Regions from separate parts of the Homo sapiens genome. Here region 1 is linked to region 2. The links are chromatin loops, found by intact Hi-C in ENCODE. Cell type or tissue: psoas muscle. All regions are shown on one strand. Each heading gives the region's core, and the rest is flanking DNA. Links, peaks and the distances in the headings are about the cores only.

Evidence for each region. Peaks named below come from ENCODE experiments on the same cell type or tissue, not always from the same donor. Only the 100,000 strongest peaks of a DNase experiment are listed, where the experiment ranks them.
Region 1: a loop joins it to region 2, with 3 times the contacts of the local background. A loop is called at or near these places in 56 of 110 quality-filtered maps.

Annotation. Positions count from the first base shown.
Region 1 is chr7:4,753,107-4,755,606 of GRCh38, forward strand. It overlaps FOXK1 (forkhead box K1), which reads left to right. Exons shown (of 9, transcript NM_001037165.2): 3 at 1,353-1,509; 4 at 2,131-2,277. Among named protein-coding and RNA genes, the nearest start is that of AP5Z1, 21 kb to the right of the region's middle. RefSeq lists enhancers at 646-1,200, 705-794 and a silencer at 792-1,086. In psoas muscle, for the core only: CTCF peaks have their summits at 966 (motif pointing left) and 1,169; a DNase peak (open chromatin) is centred at 955.
Region 2 is chr7:4,637,394-4,646,689 of GRCh38, forward strand. No RefSeq gene overlaps it. Among named protein-coding and RNA genes, the nearest start is that of FOXK1, 40 kb to the right of the region's middle. RefSeq lists silencers at 1,512-1,561, 1,572-1,691, 4,227-4,426, 4,527-4,916. In psoas muscle, for the core only: a CTCF peak has its summit at 4,805; a DNase peak (open chromatin) is centred at 4,498; H3K4me3 peaks cover 1,871 bases; H3K27ac peaks cover 1,766 bases.

The sequences.
Region 1 (2,500 bases), core at 1-2,500, 110 kb after region 2:
TCCAGATCAGAGTCCTTAACGTTCCATGTGGGTGACACTGAGTCCTTCCTGAAAATGCCCCAGACCTGAACTGATCATTAATGTCAGCTGTCAGGTTTTTCTCAGCCACAGGATTTTTTTCATTCATTCCTCTGCTCCATCCAAAAAATGTTTCTTGAGCCCCGCCTGCACCCAAGGGGGCTCCTACTTAACCTAAGTTTTGGAGATCTAGGAGTCTTGTGCCTGGACAGTTAGGGAAGGATGTTCCTGGCAGAGGAAAGGGCAGCAAGGCGGGAGGAGGAGAATGGACCTTCTGGATGGTTCTGGATGGTTCTGGGTGGTTCTGGATGGTTCTGGGTGGCCTGCAGGGCAGTGCAGCAGGGAGCATCCTACCCGCCACGGGGGCTCTAAGTCAGCTGAGAGGGGGGATGTCAGCATCACAGGTGGGCAGGGTCCATCTCAGGACGGGGCTAGGTGGGTGCCCGTGAGCTCAGGACAGTGGGATCTCTTTCTCTCGGGAGGTTCTGCACCCACTCTTCGTGTCTTCATTGGCTTTCTCTGAATACCTGTAATAGAAATCATTTTCAGAAGCAAAACATCGCCGTGGTTTGCTGACGGAAGCCTGCCTTAGTGAGTTAGGGAAGCAGGCCAGAGCACACCCCTCAGCCGGACGGACGCAGCCTCCTGCCTGTGGTCCCGGCCTCAACCCAGAGCCTCACCTGCAGCCGGGGGTGTCGGTCACTCCCAGCCATCTGTGGTTGCTCCAGCCTGGGAGGGAGAGGGGATGAGGGCAGGGGCATCTCAGCGGCTCAGGGCAAAACTGCAGGGGTCATCTCTTCCCGAGGGCGGTGTCTCCAGGAGAGCCACCTGCCACGCCTTCACCCTGCAGGGCGATGGCACCTCCACAGCCTCTTTCCAGGATCTGCCTCTGTGACCACACGGGGTTGTCCTGGGCCCGAGCCTTTTCCCACAGCGCCGCCTTGTGGACACCTGTGCAGGAGCCAGCAGCCCGCGGAGGCTACCTGCTCCGGGTGCACATCCTGTAGGGGTGTGTGTGGGGGGACCTGAGGAGGGGCCCCACAGAGCTGCCTGACCAGGTGCTGCCCTGGGCCCTGCATAATGGCAGGAGGAGGGCCCGCGGTGCTCTCAGCCCCCGAGCAGAAGTCACCACTGGAAGGAAACTTGCCTGCCGTTTCCAGCATCTTGTCCCCGCCGCTGCGTGACCTTGGCCGGGCAGTGTGGTGGCACTTAAAATTGGAAAGTGTGAGCTTCTTCCCCACAGCCCCACCCTCTGGGTAGGTCCTGAAGCCCTGAGCCCCACAGGGGCCCCCTCTTCAGAGCCATGAACTTACAGTGTCCTTCTCTCTCCTCAGTGTCCCCAACTCCTGCCCAGCCAGTCCACGCGGTGCCGGCTCCTCCAGTTACCGCTTTGTGCAGAACGTGACCTCGGACCTGCAGCTGGCAGCAGAGTTTGCAGCAAAGGCCGCGTCGGAGCAGCAGGCAGACACGTCTGGAGGAGACAGCCCCAAGGTCTGAGCCCACCTGGCGCCGTGGTGCACCTGGTGACCCAGGATCGGGCCATAGTGACCCGGCGCGGGCGGCACAGACAGCCCAGGGCCTGCGGGCGTGTGCTCGAGGTGGTCTCAGCCCACAGGGAATGGAGCCGCAGCTGGCGGTAGAGCCGTCGGCCCTTTCTCGTTTTCGTGCCCAAATCATCCCCGTTGGTCATTTGCTGGTGACAGGGGTGGCGCCGTCACCGAGGGCCCCTCCCGCCACGCTCCTTGTTCATCTGCCGCTGGCAGCCCGGCGTCAAAGCCTTCATACAGCCCTTGAGCAGGATGGCGTTCTCCTTATAACTTTGTCTTAGTTCATTTTTGTCCAATAGCTGTTTTCAAATTGATTTCTGGAAGAGGTGAGAAATTTCAGAATTAAATTATAATAAAACCGAAGTTTTCCTTCCCATGAGGCAAAAATGGTTGTTCCTAGTTGAATGCAAGCACATTAATGGGATAGTTGGAGGGCACTGGGACGGGTGCCGGCAAGACGCGCACATTCTCGTGGGAAGGTTCCTCCCCATCAGCTGTGACGGGTGGGTGGGGTAGACTCAGGGACCTTGCTGGAGCTCATCCCGTGAGCCGTGTTTCTCCGCAGGATGAGTCAAAGCCGCCGTTCTCCTACGCGCAGCTGATCGTGCAGGCCATCTCCTCCGCCCAGGACCGGCAGCTGACCCTGAGCGGGATCTACGCCCACATCACCAAGCATTACCCCTACTACCGGACGGCCGACAAAGGCTGGCAGGTGAAGCCGAGTCCCCAGGGCCGGATCGCCTCTGAAGGCCCTTAGAACATGGAACTCACAGGCATATTGCTTCCCTTAAAACAGAAGAGGGCCAGTGAGGGGGCTCACGCCTGGAACCCTAGCATTTTGTGAGGCCGAGGCAGGAGGAGGATCAAGACCAGCCTGTGCAACATAGAGAGAACCTCTTTTCTACTAAAAATTAGCTGAGTGTGGTGGTGCACAC
Region 2 (9,296 bases), core at 3,328-5,827:
CGTAATTATACGCTGGACTGCACATGTCTTACAAGATCTTTGCGGTACCCTGCGGAGGAACGGTGTCTGGGATTCCGCCAATTCTAGGGTTCTGGTGGCAGAGGAACATGACATGTGCAGCTCAGGGGTCAGGGAATTTTACCTGGGGGTCTTCAGGACCTACAGTCCTGGCCAGGCCTCCCAACCCTGCTGGCCAGCGGTGAAGACCACTGTGAACTCTGTGCAGGTCTATTTTCCAAGGGTCTTCATTCTAAAATCAACCATTGGTGCCACTGAGGGAAGGGGGATGCCGCCAGAGGGTGTGGCTACCCCGTCCCCAGGCTGTACCCCACGGCAGTATCCTCACTGCCAAGCAACAGCGCCTCTGCTTCCCCCAGACCACGGTCATCATAAAGTTGCCTCTTTATTTTTATTCTTATTTCCCTTTAGTCTCCAACCTCCATTCTCACACCCAGTTATTGTGTTTCATTCTGACACTCTTTGCTATCCATTGCTATGGGCCTGTTTAGCAACTTTTAGAAATGAGATGTGAGGCCAGGCGTGGTGGCTCATTGCCTGTAATCCCAGCACTTTGGGAGGCCGAGGTGGGTGGATCACCTGGGTCAGGAGTTCGAGACCAGCCTGGCCAACGTGGTGAAACCCCATCTCTACTAAACACACACACACACACACACACACACACACACACACAAATTAGCTGGGCGTGGTGGTGTTCACCTGTAGTCCCAGCTACAAGGGAGGCTGAGGCGGGAGGATGGCTTAAACCCAGAATGCGGTTGCAGTGAGCTGAGATCATGCCACTGCACTCCAGCCTGGGCCACAGAGTGAGACTCTGTGCCCGCCAAAAAAAGAGAGAAGAAAAAAAGAAACGAGATGTGATATAAACAAACTTTTTTTTTTTGAGACAAGGTCTTGCTCTATCACCCACGCTGGAGTGCAGTCACCCAGGCTGGAGGTCCTAGCTCACTGCAGCCTCAAACCCCTGGGCTCAAGCAATCCTCCTACCTCAGCCTCCCAAAATGCTGAGATTACAGGCATGAGCCAGCGTGCCAGCCTCTGCCTTCTTCTTTACCTTAAAACTCCCCCTTGGCCAGGCGCAGTGGCTCACGCCTGTAATCCCAGCACTTTGGGAAGCCGAGGCAGGCAGATCACGAGGTCAGGAGATCGAGACCAGCCTGGCCAACACGGTGAAACCCTGTATCTACTAGAAATGCAAAAAATTATCGGGGCGTGGTGGCACGCGCCTATAGTCCCATCTACTCTGGAGGCTGAGGCAGGAGAATTGCTTGAACCCTGGAGGTGGAGGTTGCAGTGAGCCGAGATCGCGCCACTGCACTCCAGCATGGGCAACAGAGTAAGGCTTGGTCTCAAAAAAAAAAAAAAAAAAACTCCCCCTCACCCCTTACTCATGTGCTCCCACTACCTGGTCTGGTCTTTCTATTCCACCAAAATAGTCCTGGCCTCAGGGCTTTTTGCACTTGCTTTTCTCTGTCCCTGGAAAGTCCCTTTTGATCCCTCCCAATCTCCCCATTGCTATCTCCTTGTCAAAGAGGCCTCAGGTCAAAGGGCCACGCCAGAGAGTTCTTCAGGATCACCTGATCCAGATCATGGTATTTTCCTAACCACCAATGCTTACCGCCAACCACCTGATGGTTTTGTTTGTGTTTACTGACCACATCCTCTGCAGGAATATAAGGTCCACGAGAGGGGAGTCCTTACCCATTTTCATCACTTGCGTCTCCCCTGCTCCTTTTATAATGCTTGGCATCTACCAAGCAAGGATGCCTGTTTATGCTAAACGAGGGCTCTACCATTTGAGCTAGTTCCCCAGCTCGAAGGATGCACGTTTATGAAACGAACAAATACACCAGGGGGACATGCTCATGAGAAGATAAGAAGCAGCATTTCCACCAGAGAACATCAGAGCAGCCCTGAGGCAGGGTGTTTGAGGTCAGAAAGGCAGCCAGGTGGGGCCGGAGGGGTTCAAGATGATGACACGGGCAGGGGCGAGACCCATCGGGGAGCAGGGCTGAGCCTCTTGGATCACAGAGAGGATATGGCCACGGGACAGACAGAATGTGATCTGATCTGCACCGCGAGTGGTAAAATAGGCTTAGCATAGAATTTAAAAGCTTAACCTTTTTTTTAAATTTTTTTTGAGATGGAGTCTCGCTCTGTCGCCCAGGCTGGAGTACAGTGGCGCGATCTCGGCTCACTGCAACCTCCGCCTCTCGGGTTCACGCCATTCTCCTGCCTCAGCCTCCCGAGTAGCTGGGACTACAGGCACCTGCCACCACGCCCAGCTAATTTTTGTATTTTTAGTAGAAACGAGGTTTCATCATGTTGCCCAGGCTGGTCTCGAACTCCTGACCTCAGGTGATCCACCCTCCTTGGCCTCCCAAAGTGCTGGGATTACAGGCGTGAGCCACCGCACCCGGCCAAGCTTAACCATTTTCAAGCGTGCAGTTCAGGGGCATTAAGCACATCCACACTGTTGTGTGATCACCACCACCCATCTCCAGAACTCTTTCATCTTCCCAAACTCAAACTCTGTCCCTATCAAACACTCACACCCCTCTCCCTCAGCCCGCAGCCTCTGGTAAGCACCATTCTACTTTCTGTACCTATGAATCTGATGGCTCTAGGAACCCCATATAAGCAGAATCATGCGTGGTCTGTCCTTCTGTGTCTGGCTTATTTCACTCAGCACCATGTCCTCAAGGTTCATCCATGTTGAAGTGTGTGTCAGAATCTCCTTCCTTTTTAAAATTGTGATCATGCCTGTAATCCCAGCACTTTGGGAGGCCAAAGCAGGTGGATCACCTGAAGTCAGGAGTTCAAGACCAGCCTGGCCAAGATGGTGAAACCCTGTCTCTACTAAAAATACCAAAATTAGCCTCGCGTGGCCTGTAATCCAGCTCCTTGGGACGCTGAGACATGGGAATCGCTTGAACCCAGGGGGCAGAGGTTGCAGTGAGCTGAGATCAGGCCACTGCACTTCAGCCTGGGCAACACAGCGAAACTCTGTCTCAAAAAATAATAATAATAAAATAAAGTTGTGATAAAATATACAAAACATTAGGGTAGTGGGGGGGACTAGGAAAAGGGGATGGTTGCTGGGTACAAAAATATAGTTAGATACATAAGTAAGATCTAGAATTTTCTAGCACAGCAGGGTGACCACAGTCAGCACTAATTTGCTGTACATTTTAGAATAACCAAGAGAGTGCAATTGGAATGTTCATCACACAGAAATGATGAATGCTGGGGGTGATGGAAACCCCATTTACCCTAATGTAATTATAATACAAAGATCTCATGTGTCCCATAAATCTATACACCTACTATGTACCCATAAAAATTAACAATTAAAAATTTTTAAATTAAAAATATAGGTCAGGCAAGGTGGCTCACATCTGTAATCCCAAAACTTTGGGAGGCTAAGGTGAGAAGATCGCTTAAGCCCAGGTGTTCAAGACCAGCCTGGGCAACATAGCAAGACCTAATCTCTGCCAAAAATAGAAAAAAACATAGCCAGGCACGGTGGCTTACGCCTATAATCCCAGCACTTTGGGAGGCCGAGGCAGGCAGATCACCTGAGGTCAGAAGTTCGAGATTAGCCTGGCCAACATGGTGAAACCCCGTCTCTACTAAAAATACAAAAAAATTAGCTGGGCGTGTTAGTGCACGCCTGTAATCCTAGCTCCTCAGGAGGCTGAGGCAGGAGAATCGCTTGAACCCGTGAGGCAGAGGCTGCAGTCAGCCGAGATCGTACCACTGCACTCCAGCCTGGGCAACAAAGCAAGACTGCGTCTCAAAAAAGAAAAAAAAAATTAGCTGGGTGTGGTGATGCCTGCCTGTGGTCTCAGCTATTTGGGAGGCTGAGGTAGGAGGAACGCCTGAGTCCGGGAGGTGGAGACTGCAGTGAGCTGTAATGCCACCATTGCACTCCAGCCTGGGCAACAGAACAAGACCCTGTCTGAAAAATAAAAGTAAAAATTTTAAATTAGAGATATATAGATATACACAACATAAACTGCACTCCACCCATTTTAAGGCTAAATCGTACTGCATGGTATGCTCCTCCCTAGGACTGATGTGTCTCGAGGGGGCCTCTTAGCTGCTGGGTGCAGCTGCCCAAGGGGGCACTGCGGGGCCCGATGCCGCCCTCCATCCAGGTCACCACTGCACCTCCACGACCACCCACAGAGGCCCCACTTTGCAGGCGAGAGCCCGGGCTCAGAGGCCAGTGGCCGGCCTGCGCAAGGACACGCAGCAGGTGAACCCTCCGCAAGGCGAGGAGCAGGGCTGGGAAGGGCGAGGGCGCCTCTCCGCGCCCCTCCCCTGCCCGGCCACAGAGCCCGGCCCCGCCCCGGGCCCTGCTCGCGGCCCGCCCTGCGCCGCCACTGCGCAAGCGCAGGAGGAGCAGCGTGGCGCAACCTTAAGGCGCATGCGCGGCCGGCGCAGACTTGCGGAAGGCTCCGTTCCCCTCGCGTGAATCCGCCGATCCGGGCTTTGGGGCCCGCCGGGAGCTCTGTTTATAAACACACGGCGCGGCTGCCGGCGAGGGGTAACCCTAAGGGGAGTGGGGTCGGAGGTCAGAGGTCAGCGGGCGCGGGGTCGCCGGCTGTGAGACCGGCCCCGCCACCCTCGGGGACTGCTGGCTGCGCAGCGTGGCCAGCCGGACCGCCCTACTGCGCACCGGGGCTGCCGGGGCGCCACGTGGTGCGCACGTGGTCCGGCCCCGGCGCGGCAGCTCCCCTCCCCCACCACGCGAGCCTGGCCGCAGCGCCCGCTGGCGGCGCGGCGTTGCACATTGCGCGTGCGCACAACTCGCCGCGAGGCGCCTTCCGGTGGCGCGGCGGGGTCGGTTGCCTCCTCGCGACGGCTGCGCCGGGATGTTCCGGGGCGGTGGGGTCGCCTGCCCAATGTCGGGTGCGCGAGTGACGGGTGGAAGCTGGATTTGTGCGCGTTCTTCAATGCTCCAAAGGGAGGAGGGAGCCTCCGAGAGTCCACGTGGGGCCGGTGGGATTCGCAGGGTCCGTTTTCTAAACATTGGGTGTCCTCGAACCTGGGGGCGCGGGCTGTGTCCGCCCCCAGCAGGGATGACCATGCCTGGGTCAGTGGCTGCATAAATAAATAAACGAATGGGGAGGAAATTGATAAAATATTAAAAGAGTGTTGTTTCAGAGTTTTTACTATGTCACCTCTTACAGATTTATGAGAGTTTGTTGTTTTTTGGAGAAGAGGGGTCTCCCTATGTTACCCAGGCTGGTCTCAAACTCCTGGGCTCAATCCATCCGTCCGCCTCAGCCTCCTGAAGTGCTAGGATTACAGGCGTGAGCCATGGTGCCCGGCCTGTTGATGAGATTCTACGTGAAATATATTGGGCGTTACCTAAGCACTCAGTCAGTGGTAGTTCTTATAGTTGTTGCTTAAAAACAGAAAGAAATGTCATACCGTGTTCTAAAAGGATTTGAGAAAGGTTTGCAAAGACTAAAAAGCAAGTGGCAGGGAAAAATAACATACGCAAACTTCCTCCTGACTTTTTCTGCCATTTTATAGCAAAGGCTCAGAATTGCATTGCCATTGTCGGTTGTTTCGGTAAAATTAGTGTTCCTCAAGTTATCTACTCCAGGGACATTTTTTTTTTCTTGAGACAGGGTCTTACTCTGTTGCCCAGGCTCGAGTGCAGTGGCACAGCCATGACTCACTGCAGCCTCAGCCTCCGGGGTCAAGTGATTCTCCTGCTTCAGTCTCCCGAGTAGCCGGGATTACAGGCGCGAGCCTCCATGCCCAGCTAATTTTTGTATTAATGTACTTTATAGGAGACAGGGTTTTGCCATGTTACCCAGGCTGGTTTCGAACTCCTGGCTTCAAGTAATCCTCCCACCTTAGCCTCCCAAAGTGCTGAGATTACAGGCATGAGTCACCACACCCAGCTCAGCAATATCCTTTATTATTTTATTTTTTATTTTTGTAGAAACGAGTCTCACTGTATTGCGCAGGCTGGTTTCAAACGCCTGGCCTCAAGCAATCCTCCCACCTCAGCCTCCCAAAGTGCTCGGATTACAGGTCTGAGCCACCGCTGCCAGCGCATCTTAAATACAGTCATGCATCGCTTGGGAAAGGGGATACCTTCTGAGAAATACATTGTTAGGCAATTTCATCCTTGTGTGAACATCATAGTGTGTAATTCCACAAACCTGGATGGTACAGCCTGTTGCTCTTAAGCTACAAACCTTTAACAGCATGTTAATGTGCTGAATACTATGAGCAATTGTAACACAATGGTAAGTATTTACGTATCTAAACGTAGAAAAGAGAAGGTAGGCCGGGCGCGGTGGCTCACGCCTGTAATCCCAGCACTTTGGGAGGCCGAGGCTGGCGGATCACGAGGTCAGGAGATCGAGACCATCCTGGCTAACACGGTGAAACCCCCGTCTCTACTAAAAATACAAAAAAAATAGCCGGGCGTGGTGGCGGGCGCCTGTAGTCCCAGCTACTCGGGAGGCTGAGGCAGGAGAATGGCATGAACCCAGGAGGCGGAGCTTGCAGTGAGCTGAGATCACGCCACTGCACTCCAGCCTGGGCAACAGAGTGAGACTCCATCTCAAAAAAAAAAAACGTAAAGATATAGTATTATAATCTTACGGTATTATAATCTTAGAGGACCACTATCATATATGGCGTGGATGGTTGGCTTATTGCATGATTGTAAATACCTACTATGTGCCAGATACTGCTCTGGACTCTGAGGTGCCTGGGTAACCTCTATTTAGGTCAACGGAAAATCTAAACGTGGTTACATTATAAAGCAAAGCCAGGAAGTACATATCCTAATGGTCAGGCTGATGGTACATGTTTAACAATCGGCTTGGGAAGGACTGCATATATACACACACATTTATTATAAATGTTACTGGTATGAAGCGTGTGTATCGTATCAATTGCAAATAATGATAAAACACACAATGCTCTTTTTGTTTGTAAATTCCATAGTCAGTTGATTCTCAGAGAATGCTTTCCTTTAGCATTGCTGAACTCCCGTGTCCATAGCCAACCTGTGCTTGAAACTGAATTGTAATATGCAGGGTTGAGTTGCTACCCAACCCACCATTTTCCCAGTAAATAATGTTTGGTTTGGTGGGGTGGCTCATGCCTACAATCCCAGCACTTTGAGATTGTATGGGAAGCCAAGGCAGGAGGGTCACTTGAGCCCAGGAGTTTTTGTTGTTCTTGTTTTTGTTTGTTTGTTTGTTTTGAAACGGAGTTTCGCTCTTATTGCCCAGGCAGGAGTGCAGATGTGATCTCGGCACACCGCAACCTCTGCCTCTTGGATTCAAGCAATTCTCCTGCCTCAGCCTCCCAAGTGGCTGGGATTACAGGCATGCGCCACCACGCCCAGGTAATTTTGTATTTTTAGTAGAGAAGGGGTTTCTCCATGTTGGTCAGGCTGGTCTCAAACTCCCGACCTCAGGTGATCCTCCCGCCTCAGCCTCCCAAAGTGCTGGGATTACAGGCATGAGCCATCACACCCGGCCAAGCCCAGGAGTTTGAGACCAGCCTGGGCAACATAGCAAGATCCTGTCTCTACAAAAAATAAAACAATTGGCAAAGCATGGTAGCATGCACCTGTGGTCTCAGCTATTTGGGATGCTGAGGCTGAAGGATTGCTTGAGCCCAGGAGTTGGAGGCTGTGGTGAGCCATGATCACACCACTGTGCTTCATCCTGGGCAACAGTGAGACCCTGTCTCAAAAAAAAAAAAAAGTAAAATAAATGTAATGTTTGACAGGAGTGTTGATATTTTCACTTATATTAACAAGTAAGAAATGAAGCAAAACACATATAGATCCGAACTTTATTTGTTCCTCAATGATGTCAGCAACTTCTTTGCTGTATTGGAGCATGGTTTTCTATTACTGGGTGAATAGTTCCTCAACATTTTGTGCTATTCACAATATAATGGCTGCAGACATCACAGAATTTGAAGTTTAACCACATTGTTAATTTTCTGTATTACTTATGTCTAGGGTTTGGCAAATGGATTCTGCAGAGTCAGATGGTAAGTATTTTCCACTTTTCCAGACACGTACAGTCTTTGGCACAGTCTCTTTTGTTTTGCTTTGTTTTGTTTTAACCACCCTTTAACAATGTAAAAAAAAATTTTTTAGCTCAAGCAAGAGCCAGATTTTGCCTCCAAGCCCTGAATTGTAGCATTTTCAGATTTTCACAGTGTAAATATCTCTGCAATAGTTGTTGCAAGCTGCAAAGTGGAGTATCTGAACCAATGCGGAGTATCTGAACTTGGAGTTGGGAAGATAATTTCCAGTATACAGATGGAGTAGAGTAACCTTAAAAGCATAGATTACAGTAAAATAATTAGAACATGATAAGTGTTGAGACCCTTTCAATAGAATTTATTTCACTGCAAGTTTAATGTAGGGTAATTTTTTTTTTTTTTTTTTTGAGATGAAATCTCTCTCTGTTGCCCAGGCTGGAGTGCAGTGGCATGATCTCGGCTTATTGCAACCTCCACCTCCTGGGTTCAAGCAGTTCTCCTGCCTCAGCCTCCCTAGTAGCTGAGAGTACAGGCATGCACCACTATGCCTGGCTAATTTTTGTATTTTTGTAGAAATGAGGTTTTGCCATGTCACCCAGGCTGCTCGCAAACTCCTGAGCTCAAGTGATCCACCCGCCTCAGCCTCCCAAAGTGCTGAGATTACAAGTGTGAGCCACTGTGGCCAGCTTAATGTAATTTAATTTTTAATAATGACTGTGTTTAACAGCCAATTAACCGAAATCCTGAAAGTTCAACAATCGGCTCTCGTGAACAGCTCCAACTCAGCATTAGTCTTATCTGTAAGTGGAGATGGGCTTTGGGGATGGTAGACAGAGTTCCATTTCTTAGCATGGGTCACCCTTAGATACACCTGAAAGTGACCTCCCCCAAGGAGCCACACCCCTGTATCACCCCCTCCCTTGAGCGTGTGCAGGGCTTGTGATGGGCTTCTAACCAGTGGAACATGGCAGAGGGGGCAGGTGCCATTGCTCAGATCTGGTTATGTTATATGGAAGGGGCAAGGGGCTCCTATTCCCATCGCTCCCATGATCACATGACATTATAGGAGACCCCATCTTGGTCCACTGGAGACAGAGACGCTCCTGCTGGCCTTGCAGAAGCAAACAGCATGTTGTGAACAGTCCCTGGAGAGGACCCCATGGCAGGGGACTATGAGTAGCCTCCAGGACCTGAGGGTGGCCTCCAGCAGAAGGCCAGAAAGAAGCTGAGGC